Regions from separate parts of the Homo sapiens genome. Here region 2 is linked to region 1. The links are chromatin contacts, found by Hi-C in ENCODE. All regions are on one chromosome and are shown on one strand. The core of a region is the stretch at or near the end of the contact, and the rest is flanking DNA. Distances in the headings are between cores, read along the strand shown.

Region 1 (3,998 bases), core at 400-2,899:
GGAGCTCCTGAGAGTGACTTTCAGGCAGCTCGCTGTCCTGGCCAGAGCTAGTCCATCCCATCCCAGCCTCGGATGAAGAGCAAACCCTGAGGCAAGAGAGGATTGGGGGAGATTGACGACGATGCAGCTGGCTGCCAGCAACATCCCTGGCACCTAACATGCATTAAAGCTCATTATGTGCCAGGTTTCGTGCGAAACCTTGTAACTGCATTAGCACATTTATCCCTCAATCCTATGAGGTGAGAACCACTTTATCCCCATTTTACAGTGGAGGGAACGGAAGCCAAAAGCAATTAGGTTTCCTGCCTGGAGTCACAAAGCAGTCAAGGCTGGGCCAGGAGTCCAACCCAGGTGGTGTGACAGGCAGTCCGGACACTCTCCCGGCCACTTGGGCATCCTTGCACAGCTGAAGAGCCTGGACAGTAAGGGGAGGTACCACGCAAGGGCAGTGATGACAGGGCACAGCATAACCCTGCACCCCCTTACCCAGGCCTCTTTATAGATGCCCAGATTTGGGGCAGAACTGCCTGGCTGACTTTCCTGCATCAGTGACATTTGACACCTGACCTGGGAGGTTTTGAAGTGAGGAAAACTGATGACACATTTCTGCACATTCCCACTGTTCAATGCCAGCCGAGAACACTCTTGAGAAGTACAAGGGGTTTGGCTAAATCTCCTGCCTGGAATGGGACAAGAGCAGGTAAGAGGCAGCCCCCCTGTACACAGAAGCATCGGCAGGCAGGGTCATACGCATTCCCAGCAGGTTGTGCAGAGGTAGGCTCCTGGGTCAGCGGGAGGAACCCAAACACTGGTGATGACAAGGGCATGCCCAGGCCTTCCTGTGCACTTCCGAGAGCCAGGGCCTGGAGATGGGAACATGTAAGCCAGGCCATGAAGCACTGAGAAGTCTGTTTAACTAAAGTGGGCAGGGATGCTCAAGGACCCACCAGGAGATGGAAGGGGCTGCGGTCAAAGGCCCTGACGCTGGAGGTTTTCAGTCTCACCCCCTCCTTTCTGGCAGTAGAGGAATTCTGAGTGTTTCCCATCTCTTCCACCTCCTCATTTGCTGCTGTTTTCCAACCCTTACTTTAAATTCCCCACCAACATACACATGCACACACAAACACACAGCTTCTAGAGCCCCATCTCCATATATCAAGTGAAAAGAGTGATTTTCATGGGTAAACCTTGTTTCCCAAGGATGCAGCCTGGCCCTTGGTCAATGTGAGGGGAACTTAACCAGCTCCTCCAAGACTGAGATTTGGCTTCGAGTTCAGCATGGAGCCGGGACCCCCAGGGCTGGTCAGTGAAAGTGAGTGGAGCTGAATACCAACAGGGCTGGGGTGGAGTGGGTCCAGGGCCCACGCCACAGCCCTGGCTCTTTCCACGCTGCGGTGGCCACCTCAGCCCCAGCCTGTGTCTGGGATGCTGTCGAAGTAGCGAAGTGCTTCATGCACCAGCATCAGGTGGCCGTGATCAGGCTATGGGTTTAACGCAGCATGAAGATGGGTGGGGAATGGGATCACCTCTCTCTGCCTGCATCCCCCAGACCCTGGAGTCTGCTCCACAGAAGGCAGAAGCTGAGTGAGTGAGCTGGGAGGCCCGGGAAGCATATCTCCAGTGCCATTCCCAGTCTGGGCACCAGCCTCCTCTGCGCCCTGCGGGCTACGGGCCAGCCCCTGGGCTCCAGCCTCCCACGTACGATGCCTATTTGGAAGTGAACCAGGATAGAATTTCTAAGGGTTGAGCCACCTTCCTGGGATCACTTGCTGAGTCAGATGCTGCCAGAACCACAGAATGTCCCCAAAATTCACAAGACACCCATATCCTTTCTCAGGGCACCGGCTCATTTATGTGCAGGCTGAAGCTATTTGGTTTGTTCTAAAAAGCGTGGCACCAGCAGCTTCAGTTAAAGAGATCGCAAACTTTGCAGACACAAACAACTTGAAAAATAGGTCAAATCCTGTTTTGTACATTCACAGGGCTGCCTTTTCCAGCGTTTCTCCCTAAAATCAAATCAGCAGTGTATGTAAATGAGTTGAGAGAATTCATTACGTTAATTTATCTAATTTTGGAGGCAAACCTGAAACAAACAGCGCCTCACTTTCTAACACTCAGGCCCTCATAGAATATTGATTCCTGAGTTTTACTGGCCTTGCACGAAGGCCTTTTTATAGCCCCAAAGGAATGAGATCATCAGTTTCCTCAGGCATACAAATGTCCTGCTCAGAGGCCCTGAGACAGCATTCTCCAAGGTCATTTCAAGGGATGGCTGGCATGGTAGACCACCCAAAGCTCAGATTTGGGAGTCTATGGGACGTGCATGCAGAAGCACTGTGCCTGGGGCCACCGATCCCAGCAAGATCAACAGCTGCGAATGGCAAGTGGTCCCAGCAGAGGTGGCGGTGAGGTCCATATTATTTCAGGATCCTGGCAGTGTTCATGGTAGTAAGCTGTGGAATTAAGAATATTTCCAGGGCCAAGGCTGCCAGCAACAGAGCTGTGTTCATGGCAGAAAGAAGCCCAGACAAACAGTGATGGCTTCATCACCTCCTGCCTCTCAGTGGGCCAGTGTGATGTCCTCAGAATGATACATTTCACTGTGAAGAACCCCAAATTCCCATGTGACCCCGGAGCCAGCCGTTTTAGCAGACTAACCATGATTTTCATCCAGTTTTGTGAACAGTGATTGCCACTGCTGGCCAGTCCCTCAAGGCAGCCAAGTAGGTGCAGGACTGTATTTTATATTTGGAAGAACACAAGGAGCTCTGTCTGACCCCAAATGTCTCTTTGCTGCCTGTTGGTAGCTGGGGCCAAGGGTCTCCTGCAGCTAGGATCACAGGCCTTCAAGATGGGTGCAAGGCAGAGCACACAGAGCTCAGGGCACGCGGTGGACTGCTTTGCAGTCCTTGCTCTGCCTCGGAATACCGTGTGGAATATTGTGTACAATACCGTGTGGAATGCCATGTGGAATATTGTGTGGAATACCGTGTGAAATACCATGTGGAATATTTTGTGGGATACCGTGTGGAATATTGTACGGAATAACATGTGGAATAATGTGTGGAATAATGTGTGGAATACTGTGTGGATACCATGTGGAATAACGTGTGGAATACGGTGTGCAACACAGTGTGGAATACCATGTGGGATATTGCGTGGAATACCGTGTGGAATACAGTGTGGAACATTGTGTGGAATACTGTGAGGAATATAGTGTGGAATACTATGTGGAATATTGTGTGGAATACCATGCGGAACACTGTGTGGAATAACGTGGGGAATATTGTGTGGGATACCATGTGGAATAACGTGTAGAATATGGCGTGGAACACAGTGTGGAATACCACGTGGAACATTGTGTGGAATACTGTGTGGAATACAGTGTGGAATACTTTGTGGAATACCGTGTGGAATATTGTGTGAAATACCATGTGGAATATTCTTTGGAACACTGTCTGGAATACCATGTGGAATACCCAGTGGAATATTGTGTGAAATACTGTGCAGAATATCGTGTGGAATACCGTGTGGAATACTGAGTGGAATACCATGTGGAATACCGTATGGAATACCATGTGCAGTACCGTGTGGAATACTGTGTGGAATACCATGTGAAATATCGTGTGGAATACTGTGTGGAATAACATGTGGAATACTGTATGGAATACCGTGTGGAATACCATGTGGAATATTGGGTGGAATACCGTGTGGAATACCAGGTGGAATGCCGTGTGGAATACCATGTGGGATACCATATGAAATATCGTATGGAATACCCTGTGGAATATTGTGTGGAATACCACATGGAATATTGTGTGGAATACATTATGGAATATTGTGTGGAATACCATCTGGAATACCATGTCAAATACCGTGTGGAATATTGTGTGGAATATCATGTGGAATATTGAATGGAATACCGGGGGGAATACCATGTGGAATACCATATGGGATACTGTGTGGAATACCATGTGGAATATTGGGTGGAATACCAT
Region 2 (3,998 bases), core at 912-3,411, 490 kb after region 1:
ATTTCCCTCCTCGGAGCCTCAGTTCCCTCATGAGTCAAATAGGATGCTGGGCCAGATAAGCTCCGTTTCTGACTAGTGAGACTCTAACTGTAGTCACGTATCAGCTGTGTGGCTTCAGCCAGGTCTTTATGACTCTCTGGGCCTCAGTTTCCTCACGTGTCACAGGCAAATGGCAACTCTGGAGAGAGCATGAAAATCAATAGATTTGAAGGTACTGAATGAACTATAAGAAAGGACAGTAAGCTGATGATGCCTGTCCTGGAACAACTGCTATGCTGGCCTTTCCAGTCCTACTCAGACCTGACCTGCAGTTCAAGGTCCCAGGAAACTGGACAAAGGCAAAGGCCAAATCCTTACTTGCTGCCATCAAAGTGCCCTGGCTATGACCTCCCATAAAGCAGAGTCGGAGCAGGCCACAGGGACTCTTCCAATGGGTGGGACCGAGGTAGCGGGGAGGTGGTGTTGCAGAACCTGCCCCTCTCTTACATATCCATGGGGTGAGGATGGGGATGTATGCGTGATTGCATTTTCCAAGCTCAATCCTTATGCATACAGGGGCATCTTGGTGTCTTTCAGTGACGCTAACAACAACCTGATTTAGAGGAGTTTCTTGGAGAGCCAGGAAGTTAGCCAGTGACCAGTTTTGACATCTTCATCTTCTAGGACAACTCTCAGGACAAGAATCTCCTTTTCCTTTACAAAATGTTTATGAGCTCTCGGACTCTCCCTCTCCTGCAGGACAATCCACCCCCAGCCCAGGCTACAGACACAGCTTTCCTACCGGTGCAGCTCCAGTCACTCAGCAGGCAGGGAGAAGCATTCCTGTTGGTGTCTACAGCTCTCACAGAACCCCCAAAGACACTGCACAGAGGGAAGGTAATCTCTCAGCAGCTGGGCCTTGGAACACAGCTGCGAGGGCAGTGATCTCTTTATCTAGGAGGCCTGCAGGCTGGTAGCCCCAACACACCGGTCTAAGACTATATCACACTGGGACATGACAGGTGATGCAAGAAGGTCCCAACAAGCTCTGTAAGAACTGCTATAGGCACGAGAGGCACCAGGTTGCCCATGTGCCACCCACTCATCAGAGGTCACATCCTAACCTCAGCTCACACTTCAGGACTTCCCCCTTCCTGATCTGACTGAGTCATATCTACCAACCTACAGGGTCTGTTGTAGAAATTAATCAGACAGGCTCATCAATCACATGGTAAGCCTTCCGCCTTCTCCCTTCTACCCCCACATCGCGCTGCAAGCTCCACCACACATTCGAGAATGCCATCATCTGCCAAAACAAAACTGGAGGGACTCTAAGCTGCCAGGCGGGTCTGTCACATGACAAGTATACCCGAGCTCTGTGGCACCTCTCAGGTCAAACAGCCAAAGCTATCTACCTGACTCCTACTGCAGGGGAGGGTTCTGGAGGGCAGGATAAATTCTAGTAAGACTACTCCCACCACCAGCCACAGCACAATGGCGGGGGAGCCGCTGCATGTGTAACAACAGCCATCTGTCTATTCACAGATCAAAATAGCACCAGATTCTTGCCTCTTAAGGCAGAGAAAGAGATTTCTGCAAAGAAGGGCTTCACCGCCAGGCGCAGTGGCTCACGCCTATAATCCCTGCACTTGGGCAGGCTGACGCAGGTGAAATGCTTGAGCCCAAGAGTTCAAGACCAGCTGGGCAACATGGAGAAATCCCCATCTCTATAAAAAATTTAAAAAATAGCCAGGTATGGTGGCATACACCTGTGGTCCCAGCTACACAGGAGGCTGAGTAGGGAGCCAGGAAGGTCAAGGCTGCAGTGAGCTATGATAGCAACACTTCACTACAGCTTAAGTGACAGAGAAAGATCCTGTCTCACAAAAAAAATAAAAAAAAAGAAGAAGAAGAAAGAAGGAAGAAGACGAAGAAAGGCTTCATGAAGTCCTAATTCAAAGCTAAGTCCAGGCATTTGGCTTTAAATTACTTAGAACTGGCCACGGAATTAATCTAAGAAGTTTGGAGGAACAGCTGCTCAACGGGTCTTGAGCTCCTTCTTTATTTTTTGGCATGCCATGGGGGTGGGGGAACAGGAGAAGAAAGGGGCACCTCATTTGCAAACACTTGCCCCACTTCCTTCTAAGCACTCTGGATATGACAATCAGGCCTCCTGACTTAGGGCAAAGACCTGGGTGGAGGGGTGTTAAAGAGGAAATGACACAGCCAACCAGAGTCACCCGGCTTTAAAGCAAACACCTTGGGATGCCAAGGTGAACTCTTCTCGGCTTTTCGTTACAGATCTAAGCGAGAGTCAAAAGACTCTGGAAGAGTTAACCCAACTTCCAAAAATGAGTAATCATCTTCCTCGTTAGAAATGGCCCAGGCTCCAGAAACAAAGATTCATTCTATTGTTTGTCCGCAGCACACCCCAAAATGCTTGAAAGACTGCCAAGTACACCAGCTGCGGCTATAGCTGTCACTGTCCCCCTAGTGGAGCCATCTGAACCAGGCTTGGTTGTACTTCCCTTGCTCTCAGGAAGCTCATTCACTAAGTCAGCAGCAAAACTCTAAAGCCAGGCCTCTGAGCACTCCTCCATGCACCTCCCAAACCAAATGTGGACTGGCCTTCACCTCGCTGTGGAAAGGGGTTCTTCCCCAGTGTCATCTGGATGGAGTTCAAAAATGTGCAGGAGAAGGAAAAGTTACACATCAAAAAACCAACACGGCCGGGCACAGTGGCTCACGCCTGTAATCCCAGCACTTTGGGAGGCCAAGGCAGGCAGATCACCTGAGGTAAGGAGTTCGAGACCAGCCTGGCCAATATGGTGAAACCCTGTCTCTACTAAAAATACAAAAATTAGCAGGGTGTGGTGGCGGGCGCCTGTAATCCCAGCTACTTGGGAGGCTGAGGCAGGAGAATTGCTTGAACCTGGGAGGTGGAGGTTGCAGTGAGCCGAGATCGCGCCATTGCACTCCAGCCTGGGTGACAAAAGAGAGACTTCATCTAAAAAAAAAAAAAAAAACAAACAAACCACCAACACTGGCCACCTCGATCAGGAGCAGACCCAAGGGAGGTGGCATAGATATGTTCTCAGACTTAAAAATAATAATAATACCAGCCTAGGCAATATAGTGAGACCTCGTCTTGACAAAAAATAAATTAGCCAGGCATGGTGGCATGTGCCTGCAGCCCCAGATACTCAGGAGGCGGAAGCAAGAGAATCACTTAGGCAAGCCAAGGCTGCAGTCAGCCATGATCACACCACTGCCTCCAGCCTGGGCAATAAAGTGAGGTCCTAGCTTCGAAAATAATTTTTTTTTAAGTCATAAAATGTAAAAACAAAAAAAGAAACCCTATCCGACTGAATAACTGGATGGGATCAGAATTGATGAAATTTAACAAGTACTGGTCAGAGGTTGACATTGAAGCACCAAAACCCAGTTTCCAGTGTGCTGGATGAACAGTTAACAGCATGCCACCAGTCCTGACAAAAGCCTGCGTGGCAGGCAACTGTACTCATTCATTCAACAAACCCTTACTGAGTGACTACTTTGTGACTGCTGGGATGATGGTAGGGGCTGAAGACATGAACATACATAAGCCACAGTCCCCTCCCATGGAAGTGAAAACTATTAACAACTGATGGATGAGTGAAATAAAAACTAAATTAAAATGCACTAAAAGGCAGAGGGTATTATTAAAATATCTTGATAAAAATAGCATGATAAAATAACTGGGACCGCTAAAGTTCAGAAATCTGGGCCGGGTGCGGTGGCTCACACCTGTCATCCCAGCACTTTGGGAGGCCAAGACGGGCGGATGGCTTGAGCTCAGGAGTTCAAAACCAGCCTGGGAAACATGGCAAAATCCCATCTCTACCAAAAATACAAAAAAATTAGCTGGGCATGGTGGTGCATGCCTGTGGACCCAGCTACTCGGGAGGTTGGGGTGGGAAGATCGCTTGAGTCCGAGAAGCGGAGGTTGCAGTGAGTCTGGATCATGCCGCTGCAGTCCA

The links. A loop is a pair of places that touch in the nucleus more often than their neighbours do. Pooled maps may share reads with other maps.
Region 2: a map of natural killer cell shows a loop between it and region 1 (13-fold over the local background). The contact joins two enhancer-like sites. A Hi-C loop is called at or near these places in 1 of 168 maps with a recorded cell type or tissue (natural killer cell), 4 of 37 single-sample maps with no recorded cell type and 11 of 50 pooled maps.

What each region holds. Positions count from the first base shown.
Region 1 is chr10:124,223,107-124,227,104 of GRCh38, forward strand. No RefSeq gene overlaps it. Among named protein-coding and RNA genes, the nearest start is that of CHST15, 130 kb to the left of the region's middle. Within about 2 kb of position 1,650, at least 3 of the 41 ENCODE cell types and tissues checked have a DNase peak (open chromatin) inside an H3K27ac peak, as active enhancers do.
Region 2 is chr10:124,717,175-124,721,172 of GRCh38, forward strand. All of the region lies in intron 1 of FAM53B (family with sequence similarity 53 member B), which reads right to left. Among named protein-coding and RNA genes, the nearest start is that of FAM53B-AS1, 15 kb to the left of the region's middle. Within about 2 kb of position 2,162, at least 33 of the 41 ENCODE cell types and tissues checked have a DNase peak (open chromatin) inside an H3K27ac peak, as active enhancers do.